3 separate regions of the Homo sapiens genome follow, and all the other regions are linked to region 3. A link is a loop called in an ENCODE intact Hi-C map of the cell type or tissue named here. Cell type or tissue: GM12878. All regions are shown on one strand. Region 1 holds the start of LOC112268077 (a long non-coding RNA gene). Region 2 overlaps CLPB (ClpB family mitochondrial disaggregase). Region 3 overlaps CLPB (ClpB family mitochondrial disaggregase).

Evidence for each region. A loop is a pair of places that touch in the nucleus more often than their neighbours do. Peaks named below come from ENCODE experiments on the same cell type or tissue, not always from the same donor. Only the 100,000 strongest peaks of a DNase experiment are listed, where the experiment ranks them.
Region 1: it touches region 3 in a loop (4-fold over the local background); 19 of 110 quality-filtered maps call a loop at or near these places.
Region 2: a loop joins it to region 3, with 10 times the contacts of the local background. A loop is called at or near these places in 9 of 110 quality-filtered maps.

The regions. Positions count from the first base shown.
Region 1 is chr11:72,349,008-72,357,007 of GRCh38, reverse strand. The region is part of intron 5 of CLPB (ClpB family mitochondrial disaggregase); the gene reads left to right. It overlaps LOC112268077 (a long non-coding RNA gene), which reads right to left and starts at 2,492. Exons shown (of 3, transcript XR_007062768.1): 1 at 2,314-2,492; 2 at 1,633-1,857. In GM12878, a CTCF peak has its summit at 3,950; DNase peaks (open chromatin) are centred at 3,657 and 3,957; H3K4me3 peaks cover 690 bases; H3K27ac peaks cover 1,472 bases.
Region 2 is chr11:72,328,471-72,336,470 of GRCh38, reverse strand. CLPB (ClpB family mitochondrial disaggregase) reads left to right here. Exons shown (of 16, transcript NM_001258392.3): 6 at 6,667-6,764. Among named protein-coding and RNA genes, the nearest start is that of PHOX2A, 88 kb to the right of the region's middle. In GM12878, no CTCF peak of the experiment used is centred here; no DNase peak of the experiment used is centred here.
Region 3 is chr11:72,409,512-72,417,511 of GRCh38, reverse strand. All of the region lies in intron 2 of CLPB (ClpB family mitochondrial disaggregase), which reads left to right. Among named protein-coding and RNA genes, the nearest start is that of CLPB, 21 kb to the left of the region's middle. RefSeq lists enhancers at 3,237-3,346, 3,397-3,446, 5,398-5,487, 5,538-5,597, 5,668-5,747. In GM12878, a CTCF peak has its summit at 3,163 (motif pointing right); a DNase peak (open chromatin) is centred at 5,714; H3K27ac peaks cover 2,098 bases.

The sequences.
Region 1 (8,000 bases), 61 kb after region 3:
ATCCCCAAGCAGAAAGCTTCTTCCTTTGTCCGTTGGAAAACTCTGTGGCAAGACATTTGTAGCTAAGAATTGGAGTGTTCACCAAGGACATTATCTCTGCCGTGCCTTAAAATCAATCAATACTCCCAGCTATTGTCCAGTAGTTTACATTCTCTGCTTCCCCCAACCCCCAGACAAGAGAATTCACTTTATAAGGAGCCCCTCTTCCTAGCCTTCTAGATCGAACACCTTTGAAATGAAAAGACGAGGGCCTTTTATGAAACTCCCTCTATCCTCACCCCCAGGCCAAGGCTGGCCCTTTGAGCCGTTCCAGGGGCATGGTTCCTGCCTGTTGACTTGGAACAGATGCCCTTAGCCCCCACCTTTACATTTCTCCCACCTGCCTTTTTAGCCAGCATACATTTACACCCCTTGCCCTAGCCTCCCAGCCTCAAGGGCCAAAACCATTAACCCACTATTTCTCCCTCCCAACCCTGAACAAGTTGCCGTCACTCAGGGCCTGCAGGCTGCCAACTTCTGACCTCCCTTCCCCCTTGACCTCCCTTGGTCTGCCTGTGTGTGTGACCAGCCAACCGAGAGGCAGGATCCTGCTCTATCATTCTAGGGGCTGTTGCCAGTAATATTTCCAGAGTCTTTTGACCTCAGCTGACCCTCTCCAAAGGGTTTCAGGAAAGGCAAGGGAGCCTACCTTCCTGCCCATCTGGCTGGCTTTTTTTTTTTTTTTTAATTGAGACAGATTTTCGCTCTTATTGCCCAGGCTGGAGTGCAATGGCGCGATCTCGGCTTGCCACAACCTCCGCCTTCAAGCGATTCTCCTACCTTCAGCCTCCCAAGTAGCTAGGATCACAGGCGTGTGCCACCACACCCAGCTAAATTTGTATTTTTTTTAGTAGAGGTAGGGTTTCTCCATGTTGGTCAGGCTAGTCTCAAACTCCCGATCTCAGGTGATCCGCCCGCCTCGGCCTCCCAAAGTGCTGGGATTACAGGCATGAGCTACCGCGCCCAGCCCCATCCGGTTTTCTTAGGCTGTACTTGCCACCAGCTTTGCTGCAGTAACTAAAGGGAGATTCTGTGAGATCCAAAGCAGGCCTAAATACAGAGGCCAGCCTGTGCTCACAGGGCCCACACAGAACAGTTTCCTTGAAATTACTTAGTCCTCAGGGATTTAGGGTCCCCAGACCTTAGAGGGTTAGAGCTAGAAAAGTCAGCTGCTCTTGCTGTCTGACCAAAAGTCCCCATTTGAGCTGGGAGGAGATTCAGACAGAAGCATCAGGCTGATAATGTGGAAAGCTCTCTGGCCCATTAGGAGGTGGCATGGAGTAATAGAAAGGGAACCTCAGGCTTCAGAATCAGGCCAACCTAGGTTTGAATCCCAGTTTACCCACCTATTAGCTGTGTTGCCTTGGGCATGTTTCCTTAATTCTCTAAGCCTCAGTTTTCGTACATCTAAAATAACACCTGTTTCACAAGGATAGCATGAGGATTGGTGGTATTTTTTATGAAAGCCCCTGGCAGGCACATGGTAGGTTCCCTGTTATAAGTACTTATCATTGTGACATGTATAAAGAAATCAAACTCTCATTCTGGCAGCTGTAATTCCATTCCTCCCCAATATAGAACCTTTACTCCTACCTTAAGGCCTCTTAATTCTGTCTTTACCTACGATATTCCCATCCTGCCTAAAGTGCCATCATGTTCCCTGTTTTCTTATCTGAATCCTCAGACTCTTCAAGGCCTCTCTCTCTTAAGAAGCCTTTCTTCGTCGTCTGGTCTACTCCGATACTTCCTCCTCCAAACTTGTACAGCATTGTACAGCTTAGCACAGACTGCTTAACGTCGTCTCATTTTCGGGAGACCCTGTAGCATAGTGAAAAAGAAACAAGCTTTGAAGTCAGACCTGGGTTTAAATCTCAGCCTTGTCAAGTGACCCTGGGCAAGCCACTTGCCATCTCTGAGACCATGGGCCTCAGGGAATCCTAAGACAGATCAGGCAAACTGTCACTGACCCTGAGAGGCTCTCACACTGTCAGAGGAGATAGATGTGGAAACAGACCATGATAATGGGGTAGGTGCTCTGGCAGGCGCCTGGACAAGGGGCTCTGGGGACGAACAGGGGGAAATGATGTCTTCTGCCTGGTGATCAGAGAGGTAGAATCAGTTACAGAAGGCTTCCCAGAGGAGGGGGTGCTTAGGCCTTATCAGGAAGGATGATGGGAGTTTGCCAGAGTTCTCCAGAAGGGTTTTGAATTAACTAGTGCCAGTCTTCTACTCCCAACCGCCACAGAAAAGTACAGAGACCCTCATGTTTTTTACCTTGGAAGATGCTGCTTTTGCCTGTGTTGATGGCTTATCAGCAGGAAGGCTCTGCTTCAGCACTTGAATGCAGGTGTGGTGGGAGGGAGGGAGGAAGGTGGGGAAGAGGCAGTAGGACTAGAAAGAGGAGTGATCAGGGAAGGTGGCTGGAGCCTCATACTTCAAGTGCCTGAAGATGACTCATCTTGATATTTCCAGGACTGTTAAGTTGCTTTGGCAACCAGGTCCTCTCAGGGATGTGATCCCACCGGCAGATCCATCTTCCTAAAACATATCTCTAATCATGGCCGTTTTTCTTGACCAAGGTTCCTCCAGAGAATTGAGCCCTCATTCTCCAAGGCATCCATCGTACACAGGAATTAACTTCTCTCCCAGGAATCTAAAATGGTACTAGCTATATATATATATATATATATACACACACACACATCTTTGGAAGCATTGAGAAAATCACTAGTCAATTTTTTTTTGTATGTGCTTCAAAGGAGAACCCCCAGCTAAGAGAGGTTGCAAGGGAAGAGCATGAATATTGGAGTCAGGATCTTGGTACCAGCCCTGCCATTTAATAGCTATGTGATCCAGGGCAAATTACTGACTGTTCTGAAGTTCTTTCTCCTCATCTGGAAATGGGGGTGGCGCCACCTACCTCCTAAGGATTTGTAAGGATTAGGACATATGTACTTCTCCAGAGTAGGTACTTTATATATAGTCTCTGTTATTATTAACTTCAGAAACACTCAGTGCTCACTCGTTTAAAAAAAAATTCTAACCATACTAATGCTTTTAACTGGTTTTAGAGTTGTTCTAGTCTGACCCTCACCTACCTTTTCCCCTACTGGAGCCCTAATACTCCAGCTACACTGTGTTCCCACCTTGGTGCCTTTATTCTCGCAGTTTGTTCGGCCTCTCTGTCCCCTTTAAGACCATTTTGCATGCTGGTGGAGTTCCTTTTACCAGTCAGTCACCAGCCTCATGCCACCTTCCTTCTGAAGTCTTTCCTGTTCTCTGGATTTGGGTCCAGTCTCACTTACTAGACCAAGGTGGATGAAGGCCAGGCCTGTGTCTTTTTTTGTCTCCATCTCCTTTGCTGCAATGCTCTGCACATGATTTAGTATGTTTTTGAATTGGATGCACTGATAAATCTCCAAAACCACTGTAGGTTTTCTTTTGGGAGATGTGGTGTCTTTACTTTTTGGTCTACTCTTTGCTGATCCCCTTCCCCGACTCTTAATTTCCTAATGTGTCTGACTTTTTAGAGCTTCACTTATGAGCCACCTCTGCCTGGCTACCTTCCTTCTCCTTACAGTCATAATGCCACTTCCTTTTCAGTCACTGGTGCTCTCACTTCAGAAACACTTGGGCTTTAACGAAACTTAATACTTTCCCTGGGGCCTCTCTCAGCCTCCTTCCCACCTACTTTAGTGAATCCTCCTTGCCCCATCTCCAAGTCTGCACTGAGTTATCAGTGTTAACTAGCCATCATCAAATGAGTCCTTAAATTCCCCACCATCCCTGCCTGAGGCAAAGATCCTTTCCAGTGGTGCCATCCCCTTTAACAGCCTCTTGGCTTGTTGTCAGGACCCAAAACTTAAGAGTTCGCTTCTTGTTACACTTCACCGTCTGTCCATCTGGCGGCACTGCCTGATGTGGAGAGAATCAGCTGTGCCTCAGGCTGTCTGTCCTCTGTTGAAGCTCCACACTCTGATTCACGCCAGCAGTACAGAGAAGGGGAATGAGCACTGGGTGAAGGATCAGATGTTCTGGCTCTGCCACCAACAAATCCTTTCACCTTTAGGCATATCCTCTCTCCTCCTCAGTAAAATAAAGAAGTTAGGATAGCAGATCCCAAGGACCCCTTCCAGCTCCAGCATTCTTTCACTTACCAGATTCTTACTGATCATCTCTGCTGCCACAAGCCCTGCCCTAGGCACCAAGGAAATAAAGATGATCCAGACATGATTTTTGCACTTAAGTAACTCACAGTTCTATGAGAAAACCAGACATTTTAACCAAGAATTGCTATCTGGTGTATTAATGGAGATCTGTAGAAGGTGCTGTGAGATCACAAAGAAAAGACCTTTTAAATCTTGAAGAGGGCAGGGAAAGCATGATGTAGGAGATGGTGTTCACACCAACTCTTGAAGGATGAATGCAAGTGTACCAGGTAGATGAGGTAGGAAGGCGGAGGGAGCAACGTGTTCAAAGGCATGGAGTATGAAGCAGCATACTTTACTCAGAATATTGCAGGTAGTTCAGAAGAGCTGGAGGGTATCAGAGGGCAAGAATGGAAAGCAGGAGCTAATATTGAAGGTCACTAATGTAAGCTGTGCTGAGGAGACTGGACTTATCCTGCAATGGAAAATCATTAAGATTTAGAGGAGGACTAGGATAGGCTTTATGTATAATGTGAAAGATAGTTAAAATGTTTATCAGTAGCTGAATGGATGAATAAATTGTGGGATGGTCACACAATGGAATAATGTACAATGGGCTTGAGTCAACTCTTGCTGTGTGCTACAACACAAACCTTACATCAGGTCACAAGCCAAACAGAAGAGTGCTTACTGTATGCCTGCATTTAAATTCCAAAATAGAGAAAACTAATCAGTGGCATAAGAAGTCAGGGTAGTGCTTAACCTCGAGAGTGTGGGTAGTGACTGGGAGAGGCCGTGAGGGGATCTCTGGGATGCTGTAATGTTATTTATGTAGATGCTGGTTATGTGGGTGTGTCCGTTTTGTGAAAATTGAGTTGTATCCTTATGTACTTTTTGTGCTTTTCTTTATATGTTACACTTGAAACAGGTTTTAAAAAAAAATGAGGGGAGGCTGGGTGCGGTGGCTCTTGCCTGTAATCCCAGCACTTTGGGAGGCTGAGGTGGGTGGATCCCTGAGGTCAGGAGTTCAAGACCAGCCTGGCCAACATGGTGAAACCCTGTCTCTACTAAAAATACAAAAATTAGCCAGGCATGGTGGCAGGTGCCTGTAATCCCAGCTACTTGGGAGGCTGAGGCAGGAGAATCACTTGAACCTGAGAGGTGGAGGTTGCAGTGAGCCAAGATCATGCCATTGCACTCCAGCCTGGGCGAGAAGATCAAAACTCCGATTCAAAAAGAAAAAGAAAAATTATATTTTTAAAGGCATGCAAAATATAGCCCCAAATGTGCCACTAATTTCTATAGACATAAAATTACTCTGACTAGTTGCTATAAAAGTTTCCAGACACTTACTGTTTGTATTTATCCCATCAAAAGCTGGTGGCAAAGTTCACCGTCTGGCACCAGTACACAGACCACATTTAAAACATGACTGCTTTGCTGGTACTCCCAGGCAGAAAGGGGAGACAAATGAGCAAAATAGAGCCTCTGCCCTCAACTAGCTTAAAGTCCAGTGGTATAGACATTCTGGGACAAATATAGTCACACTGTGTGGCAAAGAGGTCACAGCACTGCCATTATGATGTAGACATCAGGGACTGTGATCCACCCCAGTTCTGCCACATCTCACCCTTCTCTAACATGGCCCTTCTCTAACATCACTTTTTTCCTCTATAAAATCATGGCCCTTCTCTAACATCACTTTTTTCCTCTATAAAATGAAGAACTTGTGTCAGGTGATTGAATACTAAAGGTTTCTTCTTCTTGTTTGGATTCAAATGTTAAAGTCCCTCCATGTTAGCAGTTATCTGGGGGAGGGATGGGGAGAGATTGCTAATGGGTACAAGGTTTCTTCTGGAGATGATGAAAATATTCTAAAATTAGATTATGGTGATGGTTGCACAACTCTCTAAGTATACGAGAAACCTCCTCTAAATTGTGTACTTTAAATGGGTGAACTTTATGGTATGTAAATTACATCTCAGTAAAGCTATTAAAAAAGAAAAGAAAAAAATCCTCCATGCCTCTCAAAACCAGAAAATCTTGTCTTGGATGTCTGACTGATTGCCTGAAAGCAGGCTGGAAAGCCAGGAGGACCAGATCAACCCCACAGCTAGTGTGGTAGAGGAGATGAGCCCCTCTGTTGTATAAAACAGTTTCCTTTTAAAGAATATCATTAAAAAATTTGTAAACCTCTCTCTTCCCTTCCTTTTTATTGATTTCCTGTTATTATTTTAACAAATATGTATTGCATCCTTGTAAAGCTTAAAGTCTGGTAGAATATAGATGTTAGGCAAATAATTACAAAATTACCAGCTAATTATTAGCTAAATTGCTAGCTAATAATAAAAGTATTATTAAGGAAGAATAGAGGGTACTATAAGAGCATAATGGGACCTAATCTAGTCCGAAGGGGAATGGAGGAAGTCTTCCCTGAGCATATGGCATTTACACTGAGACTCAAAATGTGGATGTTAGCCTGTCATTTAGCTTGAGAAAATCCTGTGGAGAGGGATGTCCATTAGTCATCCAAAGGGATCCAGCAGTCTAGTCCAATTTTGGGGAGTGGAGGAGTTCTGTGGTATTGTATCTGCAGCCCATGTGGAAGACCAGGCCTTGAAGGGGCCCTCAGTGACCTAAGTCCTACCCTCAGCCCTTTACCCAGTATAGAATGAGGAACTGTCCTTGCTCACCGCAGGGAAAAGTATTTCTGTATCCTGGCTCCTGTGGACATCGAGGAGCCACTGCATAGTTGAGCTGGAGATGAGCCTGGTCACCAGAGCCCATGCTCTCCAGAGCCACTTGCCATCCAGGCCCCCGCATTTCATCAAGGCTTTAATCGGCTCCAAGCAGTCCTCAGATGAGCCTGGCCGGTATCCGGCATGACCTCATCACCGCCAGTAGTGGCAGCTGGAGGCCAAGGCTCCCTTGGGTGAGGGAGAGGTCAGCATCGGCTGGGCCAGGTCTGTTCCGTGTCCTACACTCTCCTCCACCTGCACTGAGCCTGGAAACAGCGCTGAGTCAGAATCAGATTTTCTAGCTGCCCTTTGCCAGCCCACTCATGCCCCCTCCAGCGTATGTGCTGTTGGGCAGAATGCACAGATAAAGGACCACACTGCAGCTTTTGCTGTTGGGCAGAATGCACAGATAAAGGACCACACTGCAGCTTTAAGAAAGGAGAATGTCAATCTGAAAGTCAGGGCCTGTAAAGTAGCAGCAAAAGCCCCTTCCAAGGCTGAGACTGGGGATGACCAGAACCAAGTGTCCCTTCCCAAAAGGAGTTTGCTCCTAGCATTCAAGTGTCCCTTCCCAAAAGGAGTTTGCTTCTAGCATTCATGTGCTGTCTTCCTAAGATACAGAAGCCAGGCAGTATCCAAGGAAGAACACAGCAGGGATGTTCTCTATAGGTTTGGACCACAGACTCCTTCCTGAACTGCATTTTGGAAATGAGTATTTTTTAAATGTAGCAGAAAAAAGGAGCTTGCCACTTGAGAAATCCTTCAGGGACCCCTTTGAAGTAATAGAAGCCTGTGTGGTAAAGTGCTGACTAGGGGTCAAGGGACCTGGCACATGGTTCTGGCACTAACTCTGCCTTGCTGTCAAGCAAGCCCTTCCCCCGTACTGAGCTTCAATTTCCTTATCCGTAAAATAATATAATTGGACTATAATCTCAGACTTCCTTTCACTGTAATATTTTGTGATTCTGAATACTTGCTCACTGATCTGTCTTAAGTATTTATTTATTCAGCAACTATTAATTATTTTCTTACAACTAACCACCATCATCCCTATTCTCAGTTCCTCTGATACATG
Region 2 (8,000 bases), 81 kb after region 3:
GAAGTAGAGCAAGTGCCCTGGATCACACAGCTGGGAGAGGCGGCCCCTCACTGGCTCCCCAGCCCAGTGCTCTCAGAGGGAAGGGCTGAGTCATGGGAACTGTAGTGGAATCGTATCACTAGAAGATCAGTGTGCTGACAGAACCGGGGGTGGGGAGGGGCATGAATGTCAATGTTAATCATAATAGGCCGACACATTTATATAGGGCATTTACTGTTGTTGTTATTGTTGTTGTTGTTAAGCCCTCTTATACACATTATCTTATTTGAGGTAGGCAAGGGCCAGGACAGAGTAGTGTCAAGGGAGGAGGGAGTGACAAGCCTCCTCCCACCCCCTCAGCTTATGAGCTTTTCCCACCAGCACAGAGAAGATCTGAATCCCACCTCCCTAGGTGGGATTCAGCACTCTCCCTAGGAAAGGCAGGTGGGCCTCTCTCTCCAACCACTTCTTCCCCACTTCGCACCTACAGAGCATAGAGGGTACCGGGGCCTGACCTGACCTCTTCTGCCAACCAGGCAGAGAGGCTTCTGGGACCAGCAAAGAAACTGGGGACTTTGGTCTATAGGAAAAAGGTACATGGTTTTGTATTGCTATCATAAAGGTTCTCCTGGGGCAGAAAGAACAGCCATGTTCTGTGTGGCCTCAGAAGATGGCACCTGGAGAGAATACGGTTCAATCATCTGGCAAATATTATTGAGCTCCCATCCCATGCAAGGATATATAGCAGTGTATCAAACACAGTGTCTGGCTTCTAAGAACTCTCAGTCTTAGATGAGACAGACTTTAATGCAGGGTGGCCAATGCAGTAAGATGGAAGCCGAAAGACCTATGGGAGCAGAGAGGATGGTACCCAACCTGGGGTGGAAGGGAAACAAGGAAACCTTCCTGGAGGAGAAGCTAGGACTGAGTCTTAAAAGATGAACAGGTGTTTTCAGAACCAAGATGGAAGTGGGGTTGGTGAGAGAATCTGGGACTCATATATGAAAAATCTGCCCTCAGTTAAATGGGGGACACCCCTGGGAGAGCCATGAGCTTGGGGCTGGGTACTGGGGACATTCAGAGGAGCCCGAGTGACCACCCGTTTGAGATGTAGTAGAAGGGAGTATCTTCTTAGGGAATTGGAAGAACTCACCATTTTTCCACTTGGAGAGTCAATAATTGCGTCAAATCAAAAGCAGGTACTGAACCAGAGAAGAGGAGTGGGCTCCCTCAGCACCAGTGAGCCAGGCCTTCACTCCCACCAACACCATTGCCACTGCTTTACCTTGCCCTGGGTGATGAGGTCCAAACCAGCCATAGTGGCACCAATCAGCATCAGCCCCACGACCACCCACCCCCCCACACTACTTTCCTGGCCTAGGCCCTATTGACAGATCCCCCAGAATCTGAAGGAATTCAAGACAAATGGTTAAGAGGATGGAGTTAATAAAATTTGAAAAATTGAGGCCTGTCACTCCACTAAACTTTTTTCAATACCACTGACAGAAACATATTTCCCCAATGAGTGACCTTCCACAGCTGTAGCGGGCAGGCGCAGCCGCAGCAGTGCTGCCAGGAAGCCAGTCTGCTATTTATCAAATATTATAAGCTGGGACACACTAATCTGGAGAGGGAGAGGAGGGGAGGGGTCCTGTACCACACTGCCTGGGGTGCTCCAGGTGTTTGCCCCAGCCCCAGACAGCCAGTGGGAGGTGACGGATGACCTGCGATTAGCATTCCCCACCTCCATCCAGCCCTTTCACTTGCTCCCAGAGGCCTGGCCCTCTAGACCAGCTGCTTGGCCCGAAGGGGCCCTGGGTGGGAGGCAAGGGGAGGTCAGGCCAGGGCACGGGCCATCCTGATGCCCCTGGAGAGGGCAGGCGGGTGAGGCCCAACGTGGTTATTTATTGGACTGTAATGGTTTGTGGCCGTTGGTCGTGGAGGTGAAATCGATCAGTGGTAGAAGTCAGGTTCTATCAATTATTACAGCAATTAGTCAAGTCAGAGCGAGGGTGCAGGGCTGGGGTACTAATATTAGATGGACACTATCCATGGTACCCCTGCCTCAGCCTTCCTAAAGTGGGGGCAGACATGCTGCCCTGAGGCTCCAGAACCTTGGGGAGCCTTCTCCGTGAATGGTCAGGTGGAGCCTGACCTGAGAGCCTCCTGGGCTGGAGACAGGCGCCGTACTGCTTTAAAAGGAGCCCCTGTGCTGGCTGGCCCAGGTGCAGAGATGTCCTACCTGTCCCCATCCCATCCTTTATGAGAAGTGACACGACTCCTACTAGAAATTACTCAGTGGCCAATGTTTATGGCACACATTTTTCATTCTGTAAGCAAATATAGATCACTGACAGCACTTGTTTGAAGAGGCTAATCTCACTCTGTTCGTTCTTCCACTGTCTTCCTCTGTCACCTTCTCTCCTCTTGCCCCTCCTCTTCTCTCTCCCATTTCTTTCTTCCTATCCAAAGCAGAAGCTCTTCTCTTTGCCATTCTTCCCCTTCCAGAGGTCTCTCCCTAACCCTCCCTTCCACTGCAGCTCATATCTAGTGACAGAGCTCCCCTTGAGGCTAAGAAAGGACAGACCTTTCCACTGCTTCTTTGCAGCTCCCTTTCTGCCTCCGTTGTGGTTTAGCTCTGCGGGGAGGGGAGGATGCTGTCTGCCACTGGCTCCTCAGCCCTTGCAGAGCCGCTCAGTGCTGAGCGCCAGAGAAAGCAACTCAGTGGGGCTGGGCCAGGAAGGCTAGGCTAGGCGAACAAGTCCCTGAGCACTTTGTTCCTTCCTGAGCCCCCCAGTGCCGCCTGTCCCTCCTTCAGCACACTGATGACACTCAGTCTGTGACCTCCTGTCTCCATGAGCTCCTGGAGAGGTGGAATTGTGCTGGACTCGAACTCTAGGTAGCACCTAATAATCTTAAAGACAGGAAGAGGAGTCTGCAAAAGAAACAGAAGAAATGGTCACAAGAGTGGGAAGAAAACCTGAAAAGTGGTTTTATAGAACTCAAAGGAGAGAGTGGCCAAGGTATCAGTTGCTACAGAACAGTCGTGAAATATAAAGAGGGAAACTATTCATTGGCTCTGCCAATCCTTCATCATCCTGCACACAGAGGCTTGCAGATATAAAGTGCCCAGTAAGTGCCAACAGAATGGAAAGAAAGGATGAGGCTCTGGCTGAGCCTCTAAGGACTTGCCCAGTAGTTAGGAAGACCACAGACACACTCCTTCCTAGGGAGGTTGCACTTTGTCCTGAAAGCAAAGGCCAACTGAAGGCTTTTTCATCAGGGGTATATTGTGGCTGCCCTCATGAGAGTAGAGAATTGGAGTTAGGAAAACCTGGGGGTGGTTTTTACTCCTAGTTCAAGCAAATAAAGCTAGCTTTGTGGCCTTGGGCTAGTTATTTCACTTTTCTGAGCCTGTAGCTTGGGGATTTTAATTCCCATCCCTCAGAAAGTACCGAGCACAGTGCCTGGCACAGAGTAAGTGCTCAATAAATACCAGTGTTACTATTATTACATCATGACTCCAATTATCTGCCCAGGAGACATGAAAACATACATCTACACAAAGACTTGTGTGTGAATGTTCATGGCACTGTTTATATAATAGCCAAAAAGGGGAAATAGCTTAAATGTCGATCATCACCTGATAGAAAAACAAAATGTAGTATATCCACAGAATGGAGTATTATTCAGCCATGCTACCACATGGATGAACCTTGAAAACATTCTGGTAAGCCTGAAAAAGTCAGACACAAAAGGCCACATATTATACAACTCCATTCATAGGAAGTATCCAGAATAGGCAAATCCATAGACAGAAAGTAAACTAATGGTTGCTGGGGCTGGGGGTAGGGGGAGTGTCTGATAATAGATAGGGAATTTCTTTTGGAGGAGGGTGAAAATGTTCTGGAATGGTATATTTTAAACCACTGAATTGTATACCTCCTTTGCTTTCCTTTTTCCTTTCCTTTTTTCTTTCCTTTTTCCTTTCCTTTCCATTTTTTAGACAAGGCCTTGCTCTGTTGCCCAGACTGGAGTGCAGTGGCGTGATCCCAGCTCACTGCAGCCCCTGCCTCCTGGGTTCATGCAATTCTTGTGCTTCAGCCTTCCGAGTAGCTGGGATTACGGGCATGTGCCCCCATGCCTGGCTAATTTTTTTTTTTTTTTTTTTAGTAGAGATGGGGTTTCACCATGTTGGCCAGGCTGGTCTCGAACTCCTGGCCTCAAGTGATCCGCCCACCTCAGCCTCCCAAATTGCTGGGACTACAGGCATGAACCACTGTGCCCGGCCTTGAATTATATACTTTGAAAGGTTTAATTTTATGGTGTGTGAATTGTATCTTAATAAAAAAAAATATATTTATCAATATTCTGCACTAAATTCCTGTTAGAAGATAGTACTGTGTAAAAAAAACTTAGTTTTTTCTTACTGATAATAAAAGTTTCCTTCACCTGGATTGTATTTCCTATGGCCTGCCCCTTCCCCCTCCACCTCCCACATCGCTATAGAGCTTTAGCCACTTCCTCTGCCTCTCAGGCAGACAGCCACATGTAAATGCTTAATAAATGGTTACTGTTGTTCATAAGTTGATAGGGTCTTTTAAGAAGTAGAGACTGTGGCTGGGCATGGTGGCTCACACCTATAATCCCAGCACTTTGGGAGACCAAGGTTGGAGGATCACCTGAGGTCAGGAGTTTGAGACCAGCCTGGCCAACATGATGAAACCCCATCTCTACTAAAAATACAAAAATTAGCCAGGCATGGTGGCACATGCCTGTGATCCTAGCTATTCAGGAGGCTGAGGTGGAGAATAGCTTGATCCCAGGAGGTGGAGGTTGCAGTGAACAGATATCACGCCACTGCACTCCAGCCTGGGCAACAGAGTGAGACCCTGTCTCAAAAAAAAAAAAAAAAAAAAAACAGAAAAGAAAAGAAGAAGTAGAGACTTGTGGCTGGGCACAGTGGCCCACGCCTGTAATCCCAGCAGTTTGGGAGGTCAAGGCAGGAGGATTGCTTGAGCCCAGGAATTCAAGACCAGCCTGGGCAACATAGTGAGACCCTGTCTCTTAAAATTTTTTTTTTTTTTTGAGACAGAGTCTCGCTCTGTCGCCCAGGCTAGAGTGCAGTGGCGCGATCTCTGCTCACTGCAAGCTCCGCCTCCCGGGTTCACACTATTTTCCTGCCTCGGCCTCCTGAGTAGCTGGGACTACAGGTACCTACCACCACGCCCGGCTAATGTTTTGTATTTTTTAGGAGAGATGGCGTTTCACCATGTTAGCCAGGATGGTCTCAATCTCCTGACCTCGTGATCACCTGCCTTGGCCTCCCAAAGTGCTGAGATTACAGGCGTGAGCCACCACACCTGGCCAAAAAAAATTTTTTTGATTAAAAAAGTTTTATTAAAAATTTTTAATTAAAATTTTAATAAAAAAATTTTTAAAGTAGAGACTTGCAATAGGAATACTTCTGTATCATGATATAAATGTTTTCACATACTGGATTGAGAAATACTGGTTTTTACTGTACATCAACAGTGGCTGGACACCTACCCTGAGCCATGCCCTGTGCTAATTGGTTTCCCAGCCAGCCCATTCTATCCTATGGCAGGGACTGAGTCTTAACCTTCTTTACTTCAGACAGTACTTCCTGAGCAAGAGAGAAGCTCAAAAAATACTAGATAATTATTACCTTAATGTTCTGTGTAACACACATTTATTAAGCATCTGCTGTGTACAAAGCAGCTTTCTAATTATGTTTCTGTCTTCCTGCCCTTCCCTAAAGGGCAGGGCCAGATCTGATTCTTCTGCATCCTCAGGCCCCATTCATTCAGGGTCTGCCGACTTGAATGGAATGGATGGTTTTCGAAGAAGAGAGTGAGGTGCTTACACATGGGCTTTGGGAAGGCTGTGACAGCACAGAGTCAGAGTGACCTTTCCTCCATAACTGCCAAGGCTGGCACAAAGTAGACACTTGATACAGGCTTGTCAGCTGCCAGTACTTAGAGAGAAGGTAGATACATGGCCCCAAGCTAACCCCTTCTTCTTGTCATACTCAAAGTCTTTGTCCTTAAGTCACAGGAACTAATGATTGGAGGAAATACCCAGCCACATGCACTCACCCACCAACAGCCAGAGTGGCATAGACAGGTTGCTGGTGGTGCCCATGCCCTTCCAGGGGACTCAGCTGACTCAGACAGACAGGAAATGCCCAGAGGTCAGAGAGCATAAAAGGAGAGTAGCAGAAAACAAAGAAGGGGAACCATTTAATTGTTATTTGGGATATTCTCTGCCTTAGAAAGGAACCCTTTATATGGCTTCATGAATGAATGTTTATCTGTATGCTGATATGTTGGAAAATATGGACATTTTAATGAATACATGTATGAAATTGTATGTTTACATGTATTTGTGCTGCGGTATATTAACCTGTGTATTTGTTTGGCATACTTTCTTAGCATGTTCAACTGTGTGTGTTTGTGTATGTATAACACATCTACGTGTGTGTAGTATGTTATCGAACATGTGTGCATGCACATGTAGGAGCCCCAGTACCATGTTTTTCCACCATTTGTAGGTGTCCATGGACATTCCCAACATAGAAATCAGAGCCTTAAGCCACCTCCAAGGGAAGGCTGAGGTCCCACTGATCGTTCATAGAGCCTCTGTTTATCCTTCTTCTCTTGCCAGGAGCCAACCCCCTGCAGAGGAATGAAATGGGACACACACCCTTGGATTATGCCCGAGAAGGGGAAGTGATGAAGCTTCTGAGGACTTCTGAAGCCAAGGTAAGTCTCAGGGAAGGGAGGAGGCCTGTGGGTACTCCATGCATCATTTAATCCTTCACTCATTAAATTATGTCAGGCTTTACACCAAAGGCCACTTCTCCTTAGGTGATTATTATCTGTTTAAATACAGATATTATCTGTATTATTATCTGTTGATTATTATCTGTTTAAATACAAATCCAGCCCCCAGTCTCATCAAGAATAGGAAGCTGCCCCTATCATGACCAGGGAGCGGCCTTGGCCACTTCTGGCTTCTGAGCATTACCTTTAAATTTGGTTTATGAAGTGATGGATCTCCCAGGTCCTTTTCAGAGGAGGGGGTTCTAGCCAGACAAAATCCTTAGCCCAAGCAAAGATTTTGGTCATATTTTTCCTAGGCCTCATGTATTCTACAGTCTCATCAAACAATCTTTTCTTATCATCATTCTTTCTAGAACTATTCCTTCACCCCTCCCCTCCACACACACTCCAGAAAGCCTAGTATAGAATCTGAGCCAAAAAACCCTCCATTCTAATTCTGTTTTCCCAACCAAACTTTTGAACTCCTGAAAACAGGGCTAAGTCTTCCACCTCTCCCAGCCACAGAGCTGTAACTCAGGAACTACTGGACAGAATCCAAGAACTAGAATCACAAATCTGAGAGCTGGCAAGGACCTTAGAAATCAAGTCCAGTGATGGGAAATCTTACAAAAACATAAGCCAATAAATCAGAGGAAAATTGAGTTGTTCGAGTTGAAGGAGAGAGATGGACTAGAGCACTGCCCACGTGGCCTGCCCTTCACTCCTGCCCTTCACTCAGCCTCTGAGGGGACTCTGCTGTTGCCACAAGTTTCAATCTCTGAAACCTAAATCAGCTGACTTATTTTACTCCTGGAGAAACTGGAGCCCAGGGCTGTGATGTGGCTTGCCTTTGGTCCCAGAGTGAGTTAGCATCAAAACTGAACATAATAGGCTTGACTACAGGTCATGTGGTAGGTTCAGTGGCAGGACGGGGACTGGAAGACCTGGTTTTTGACTTTTGTGCCCTTTCCAGCCTCATGGAGTCTGTTATCCACAAATTGGCTGAAGTACCTTGAGATGATTCAGTGTGGCAGGTCCCACCTAGTGGCAAATATTCTCTGTCTTGAGTCCAAGCACTTAGCTCCCTGGACTGAGACTGAAGAGATGTGGGTTCTGATCCTAGCTTCACCACTCACTGCCCATGTGACCTTGGGCTACCACATCCCCTCATTAAAG
Region 3 (8,000 bases):
ATGTTCTATCACTCTCCCACCCCACCCCGGACCCTCAGAAAACTCTGGTTCCAATAGTAGTTACTCCCCATTCTCCTCTCCCCCTAGATGTTGCAACCACTAATCTGCTTTCTGTTTCTGGATTTGCCTGTTCTGAACATTTCATATAAATGGAATTATACAATATGTGGCCTTTTGTGTCTGGCTTCTTTCACTGAGCTTAATGTTTTCAAGGTTCATCTATGTTGTAGCATATATCAGTACTTTATTCCTTTTTGTGGCTGAATAATATTCCCTGTATGGATGTACTACATTTTATTGGATGTACATCCATACAGGATGTCATTTGTCAGTTGATGGACATTTGTGTTTCCACTTTTTAGCTATTATGAATAATGCTGCTGTGAACATTCGTGTACAGATTTCTATGTGAATGTATGTTTTCATGTCTCTTCAGTGTATACCTAGGAGTGGAATTGCTGGGCCATAGAGTAACTGTACATTTAACATTTTGAGGAACTGCCCAACCATTTTCCAGGGTGGCTTCACCATTTTACATTCCCAAAAGCAACGTGTGAGGGTTCTACCTTTTCCACATCCTCACCAACAATTGTTGTCATCAGTGTTGTCATCACTTACAGCAAACCTAGTGTGTGTGGAGTGGTATCTCATTGTGGTTTTGATTTGCATTTCCCTAATGGCTAATGATGTGAGCATCTTTTTATGTGCTTATTGGCCATTTCTGTATCTTCTTTGGCATTTATTCATTCTTTTTTCTTTTTTTTTTTTTTTTTTTTGAGACGGAGTCTTGCTCTGTCATCCAGGCTGGAATGCAGTGGCGCGATCTTGGCTCAATCCAACCTCTGCCTCCCGGGTTCAAGCGATTCTTCTGCCTCAGCCTCCCAAGTAGCTGGGATTACAGGCACGTGCCACCATGCCTGGCTAATTTTTGTATTTTTGGTAGAGACGGGGTTTCACTATGTTGGCCAGGCTTGTCTCGAACTCCTGACCTCAGGTGATCTGCCTGCCTCAGCCTCCCAAAGTGCTGAGATTACAGGTGTGAGCCACCGCACCCAGCCATTCTTTGGCATTTATTCATTCTTAAGGCCTGTTATGAGCAATTTCTTATTAGGCATTGAGGGGGAGAAAAATGTATCATGATGACCTTTGTCTTTCAAGGAACTTGCGGTCTGGTAAGAGAATTGTAGTTAGTACAGGTGAAAAGTTAGGGCTTCACAGGCAAGGTGGCCTTTAGTTTGGGTCTGGAGATAGGTCGTATTTGTATACAAGGAGCTTTGCAGAAAGACTTTCTGGGCAGTTGGAGTAATGTAAGTAAAGACAATTTGTAATTAGTAGTAGAAAACAGTTTTATCTTCTGATGAGCTCTGAAGCAATAGTGTGAAAGCACCTGGCATAGCACTTGGCACATGATGGGCTGTCATTATGTGTTAGCTCCCTTTGCAACTCCCCTCACTTGGTCCCAGCTCTGTCTTCTAGGACTACATGGCTTCCTTTTCCTGTTCCAGATTTTTAACTCTTAGGAGACAGAGCTCCAAGCTATATGAGCCTTGGTTCCCTAAACTGTGGTTTCAAGTCTCCTCCTCATCCTAGTCATTTTAAAATGAAACAGCTAGAAAGTTTTGGTGCCCTCTCTGAATTCCAGTGTGGCATGACCATTATTGTGAGGAGCAGGGCAACCATCCCCTTTGTTAAAGATTTTATACTTCTATTAATATGGCCCGACCTTGCATTGGCTTTCTTGGCAGCTGCGTTACACTCCTAGGTTCTGTTAAGCTTGTAATCGGCCCAGCCTTCTGAGATCCATGACTTCTTCTGTCCTGTAACCCTTTGATTGGATTTGTTTGCAGAGCTTGTTTTAACCTAAAGGTAAGGACACTTTAAGGCTTTGTATTTGCTTGTGAATTTGTAATATTTGAAATGTGAATATGTACTATGTGAAAGTAGTGGTGGTGGTATGGAGACTACCAGAAAGAAGAAAGGATAGGCTTGGAATGTTCTCAGCATGCGACTAGAAGGAACTAGAACTTCCAAGAGAGAAGGTTCTAGGAAGCTTCAGGACTAAACAGAAAGTATCTTCACCCCTCAAGTAAACTCCTTTCCACTTGAGGCTTTTCCTTATTTTCTGTCAGCTGATTGGTCCCATCAGACAACTATGGTGTGCTGACGCATGCTAAATCTGGGAAAGAAGGGAAGAATTGGGCATATGAGCCCTGGAAGGCAGTGTGGCTCCATAGAGCTTGGGCTTCATCCCCGGCTGCTACTTATTGGCCTTGTAATCTTTCTTTTTCTTTTTTTTTGAGACGGAGTCTCACTCTGTCGCCAGGCTGGAGTGCAGTGGTGCGATCTTGGCTTACTGCAACCCACGCCTCCCGGGTTCAAGTGATTCTCCTGCCTCAGCCTCCTGAGTAGCTGGGATTACAGGTGCCTGCCACCATGCCTGGCTAATTTTTGTATTTTTAGTAGAGATAGGGTTTCACCATGTTGGTCAGGCTGGTCTTCAACCTCTGACCTTGTGATCCACCCACCTCGGCCTCTCAAAGTACTGGGATTACAGGCGTGAACCACCGTTCCCAGCCTGGCCTTGTAATCTTAATCAGTCATTTACCCTCTGTAAGACTTGGGCTTCTTTCAGAGGATCAAATGAGATCATAAATGTCAAGTATCTGTTGCGTAGTAGGCAGCTCAAGAAATGTGAGCTCTTTTGAACTCCATCATTCAAGAGCTTTGCAAGGCGGTGAGTTGTGCTCCCTGAGCCTGTGTAAACATCTCTGAGCACCTGTGATACTTAGTGCACTTATTTGTGCGCTTGTTTCATTTTCCCTCCTCCAGCTCAGAATAAGAGCTCCTTGTAGGCAAGATTCATGTCTGATTGACTTCGGTGTCTGTCAATGCCCAACACAGAGGCTAGCTTGGAGATGTTACTTCAGTTTTGTTGAGTGAGTGAAGGCCACACCTTTGCCCGAGGAGGCCAGGTTTTATGGTTGGCTTTTCATTGTCTCTTCTTTACTGGAAATTTTGTGAGATTCCTGAACTTCACAGAAGGTGGCTCAAGTACCAACACTGTTTCACTGTTTGAGAAATTTGAACCACTTTTGTGTCTCACTGCTGTAGTGTGACAGGTTTCCTGGCAGCCAGCCAGGAGGCCTGCTGTGGGGCCAGTAGGTGGCGCCTATGACCCTTTCCCACACCTCAGGTCCTGCACAGGCCTTTCCTTCTCACCACCACAGCTGCTGACTCTCTGGGAAATGCATATATTAATAGCTCTGGGCAGGGGTACCCAGATGAAGGTGCTTTGGGCCACTCCCTCCTGTTTATGGCCTTGTATTGTTGGACTTCCGTGTTTTATTCAGTCTCAGCCTTGGCACACACTGCCTGGGGAAGCAAAGATGTTTGCTATAGAGGATCCCAGAAGGTCACTCTGGGAATCTGTGCTTCTGGCCCATCCTTTCTGGCACACTCTGCCTCTAGGAAGTCATCCCTGTGGCTCTCTTGCTCTGACCTGTACTCTCATGGCACCTTCCTCTAGGGTCCTTGCTTGTATTTTAGCTGTTTGCCCAGTGTGTAGCTGTCCAGTGAATGCTTTGAAGGCAAGGATACCACAGAATTCATCACAGTACCCTGAGTGCCCTGCTCAGAGTCCTGTAATAACCAGTCCTCAGGAAGAGTTTATGGAACGAATGGATGCATAATAAGTAGTACCTCAAAAATTGTTATCCACATTGAAGGGTATTCTACAAACAAACTAGCCTTACTCTGCAAAAAATGTCAATATCATGAAAATCAAAGAAAGGTTGAAGAACTATCCTAGATGAAATTGAAACATATGCAGTGTTTGGTCCTGATATTGATCCTGGCTTTCATCTGGATCACAGGGGGAGATTGCTATAATGAATATTGGGATAATTGAAGAAATTTGAATGTGGGCTGTATATCAGATAAAAATAGTATATCAATGTTAAATGTTCTGAATTTTATCATCATTAGTTAGTGGTTCTGTAAGAGAATGCTCTGGTACTAGGTACGAGATGCATGTACCAATGTATCTGGTATATGCTCGATGAAGTATTTGGAGGTAAAGGGGCATAGTATCTGAAATTAGTTCTCACATGGTCCAGCAAAAAAAAATAGAAAAGGAATAGAAAAGCAAATGAAACAAAATGTAAACAGGATATGAGTGAAGGCTATTTATTTATTTGTTTTTTTGTCTTTGTTTTTTTTTTTCGAGACGGATTTTCGCTTTGGTTGCCCAGGCTGGAGTGCAATAGCACGATCTCGGCTCACTGCAGCCTCCGCCTCCAGGGTTCAAGCGATTCTCCTGCCTCAGCCTCCCGAGTAGCTGGGATTACAGGCATGTGCCACCATGCCCGGCTAATTTTGTATTTTTTAGTAGAGACGGGGTTTCTCCATGTTGGTCAGGCTGGTCTCGAACTCCCGACCTCAGGTGACTCGCCTGCCTTGGCCTCCCAAAGTGCTGGGATTACAGGCCTGAGCCACCGCACCTGGCATGAAGGCTGTTTGAAGGGGTGTGTGTGTGTGTGTGTGATTTTTGTAACTGTTCTATAAGTTTGAAATTATTTCAAAATAAAAAGTTAAAAAATAATCTGAGCACTTTAATGTGGGCCAAGTTTCTGTAAGAGAGATGGGACAAAGAATGATCACCCAGTGTTGCACTTTATTCAGTTGATCCAGCAAGTATTCACTGAGGTTGTGATTCAGCTCCTCCACTGTGTGCCTCAACAAACAGAACAAGTGTAATAATAGCAACTAAGATTTGGAAAATGTAAGTGCCCTCACAAACATTATTTCCTTTGGTCATCTCAGCACCCATGTTAGGTAGGGCTGACAGGCTGATAGGGTAAGATGACTGAGGTTCAGAGAGGGTAGTGTGATCTGCCCACAGTCACACAGCCTGGAAGAGACAGACAGAGGCAGGCTCATATATAGATCAGTCTTTTCCAAAGGGGACGCTTTCTGAGCCTCCCTATCTGTGTGTGTAAAAGGAAGATTTGGACTGATTAATCTCTGCAGATCATTCTTTAAGTTCAGAAATTTTAAAGTTTTCTGTGATAGGAAATAGCCAGCTATGAAACATGCAGACACATTCCACAGTACACTTGGCATTTGTGGTAGGTACTGCATACCTGCCAGCCTCTCCCCTCCCTCACTGCTCTCACTCCCTTGGAGTTCTCCAGGCATGACAGAATGCTCAGTGGGCCATCTCACTGGGAGTGAGAGCATCTGGAGAGCTTCCTCACGGAAGGGTCCCCAGCTAGGCCTTGGAGAAGGGTGCTCAGTTCAAGTAGCAAATGCAGAAGTTGCTGGAGAGGCCTTGTCTATGGAGTTGAAGCACCAAGACCCTGCCTGAAGTCTGCTGTCCCAGGCTGGGGGGTCTATGAGCAGCCTTTGCTCCCTTGCCCTGCCCCTCCCAGCCCTGGCTGGCAGGCTAGATAAGGCACAGATGGAGGCTGCCTGGGGATTCTGGCCCCAGGCACCTTGCCTCTGCTCAGACAGCAGGGCCTGGTGCTGTTATTACTGTAAACAGGGCCTTCTGTGAGGCTCCAGCCAGGGCCCTGTTGCCCAGATAGCAATCATGATTGGGTCTGCATGGCTCAGTGCTTCCAGGCCTCTGATGCAGGTGGGATAGGGCTCCCTACCCTTCAGCCCCTCCCCAGCTGCAGCTGAGGGCTGGTTCATGTGAAGGATCCGGAAATCAGTTGGAACAATGCGTCATTGAAGTTCAGTGGCCGCTTTGTATTGATTGGTCCTAAAGAAAGAGGAAGAAAAATCAAGTGGTACCTCCCTCCCCTGAGTGGAAGAGCTAGTTAGCCAGAATAACTCAAAGCTGCCCCTGTGTCCCTTTCTGGGACTCTTTCCCTCCCTCCCACAAACAGAGCCTGGGGAGTTGTCTTTTCGTTGGAAGTCTTGCTGAGTGCAGCGTCTGCTAGGAATCTACTCAATTTTCATTTTGATGCTACACATATTTAGAATTATAACATTATAGAGCTGGTAGGGACTTCAGAAATAATTTCATTCATTTCCTTCTTTTACTGCAGATAAAAGTAAGGACCACAAAGACATTTATTGTGGTCACATAGCTAGTAAGTGATAGAGCCATGACTGGAATTTGTGACCTGTAGCCCCTAGGCCTGTATCCACAAATGTCCTCAGCCCTGAGACTGAGAAGCTGCACTCACACCCTCCTACATATACATAGAAGCCTAAGTTCTTCGAAAAAGACAAGCTTACAGTTATAAAACAGGTAACTTCCAGCACCAGACAGAAGTATTGGTGAGAAGTTAATGTAGGTAAGTGCTGTAGACATTCATTCATTCAGACCCCGAGCTTTGTGGTGTGCCAACTGCCATGGCAGGCACCTGGAGCAAAGAGATGAAGGCAAGTCCTTGTTTCTAGAAGGACATGCTTGCCTACTGGGGAAGTTAGACCTGTGGACTGTATGATAACTACATTGATACAGGTTAGCACAGGGGATTGTGGTGGCAACAAGGTCATCTTAGGGAAGGCTTCTTAAAGTATAGGACTTTTTTTTTTCCTAAGAAAGTTTTATTTTAAAAAAGAGTAATAGTATGGTCATTGTTATAAAAACAGCACAACTTCAAACAATACAGAGGTACTCACAGCAGAAAGAGAAAGCTTGACTGCTTCATTGCCCCTTCCCCAATCAGTGGTAATAGCTGTTACCTCTTTGGTCTTTAGCCTGCTGGACTCTCCAGGATCACTGATGGATGGGAGCAGGATATGTTTTTCCCGACTGATTTGTCCTTCTGTGGTAATCTTCAGCTCTTGGGCTAGGGAACCTTCCCTTTCCTGCTGCTGCCCTTGCCTGGGAATTTTAGACAGTTCATTTATCTATCCTCCAGTAATTTGGAGCACTTACTGTGTTCCAAGTTCTGTGTATACCTTTTCCTGTATCATCCTAGTTACTCTGTCACTTCTTTAAAATCGAGTGAACACAAATTGGAAAGTGATAAGAATAGTATAAGCTCTTCTTATGCTATTTTGTACAGTGCTTTATTGCATCCCAAGTATTTTTACATATTTTTTCTCACTGTCTCTTCATAGCACCCCTATGTGACATATATAGTAGGGTTGGTGAGGTGTTCTCCATTTTTTTTTAACAGATGCAGAAACAGGCTTAGAGAGCAGGAGCTATCATGTAAATGAAGGAAGCAGTTGAGATTCAGAGAGGCTAAGTCATTCATTCATCCACCACTCCTCACTTAGTAAGTAACAGAGCCTGGATTTGTTTGTTTTGTTTTTTTTGAGATGGAGTTCTGCTCTTGTTGCCTAGGCTGGGGTACAGTGGCACGATCTTGGCTTACTGCAGCCTCTGCTTCCTGGGCTCAAGTGATTCTCCTGCTTCAGCCTCCTGAGTAGCTTGGATTACAGGTACTGGCCACCATGCCAGGCTAATTTTTTATATTTTTAATAGAGATGGGGTTTTACCATGTTGGCCAGGCTGGTCTCAAACTCCTGACCTCAGGTGATCCACCCGCCAGAGCCTGGATTTTTTTTTTTTTATACGGAGTCTCACTGTCACCCAGGTCGGAGTGCAGTGGCACAATCCCGGCTCACTGCAACCTCCGCCACCTGGGTTCAAGCGATTCTCCTGCCTCAGCCTCCGGAGTAGCTGGGATTACAGGCGTGCGCCACCACGCCCAGCTAATTTTGTATATTTAGTAGAGACGGGGTTTTACCACATTAGCCAGGCTGATCTCGAACTCCCAACCCCAGGTAATCCACCCGCCTCCGTCTTCCAAAGTGCTGGGATTACAGGTGTGAGCCACTGCACCTGGCCCCCAGAACCTGGATTTGAAACGAGATCTTTGCTGCTGATTTTTCTGACCCACTCTACTGCCTGAGAGTTGTGCAAGAGCTTGGATTCAACTCTGGACTTTTTTTTTGTTTTTGACATGGAGCCTCTCTCTGTTGCCCAGGCTGTAGTGCAGTAGCATAATCTCAGCTCTCTGCAACCTCTGTCT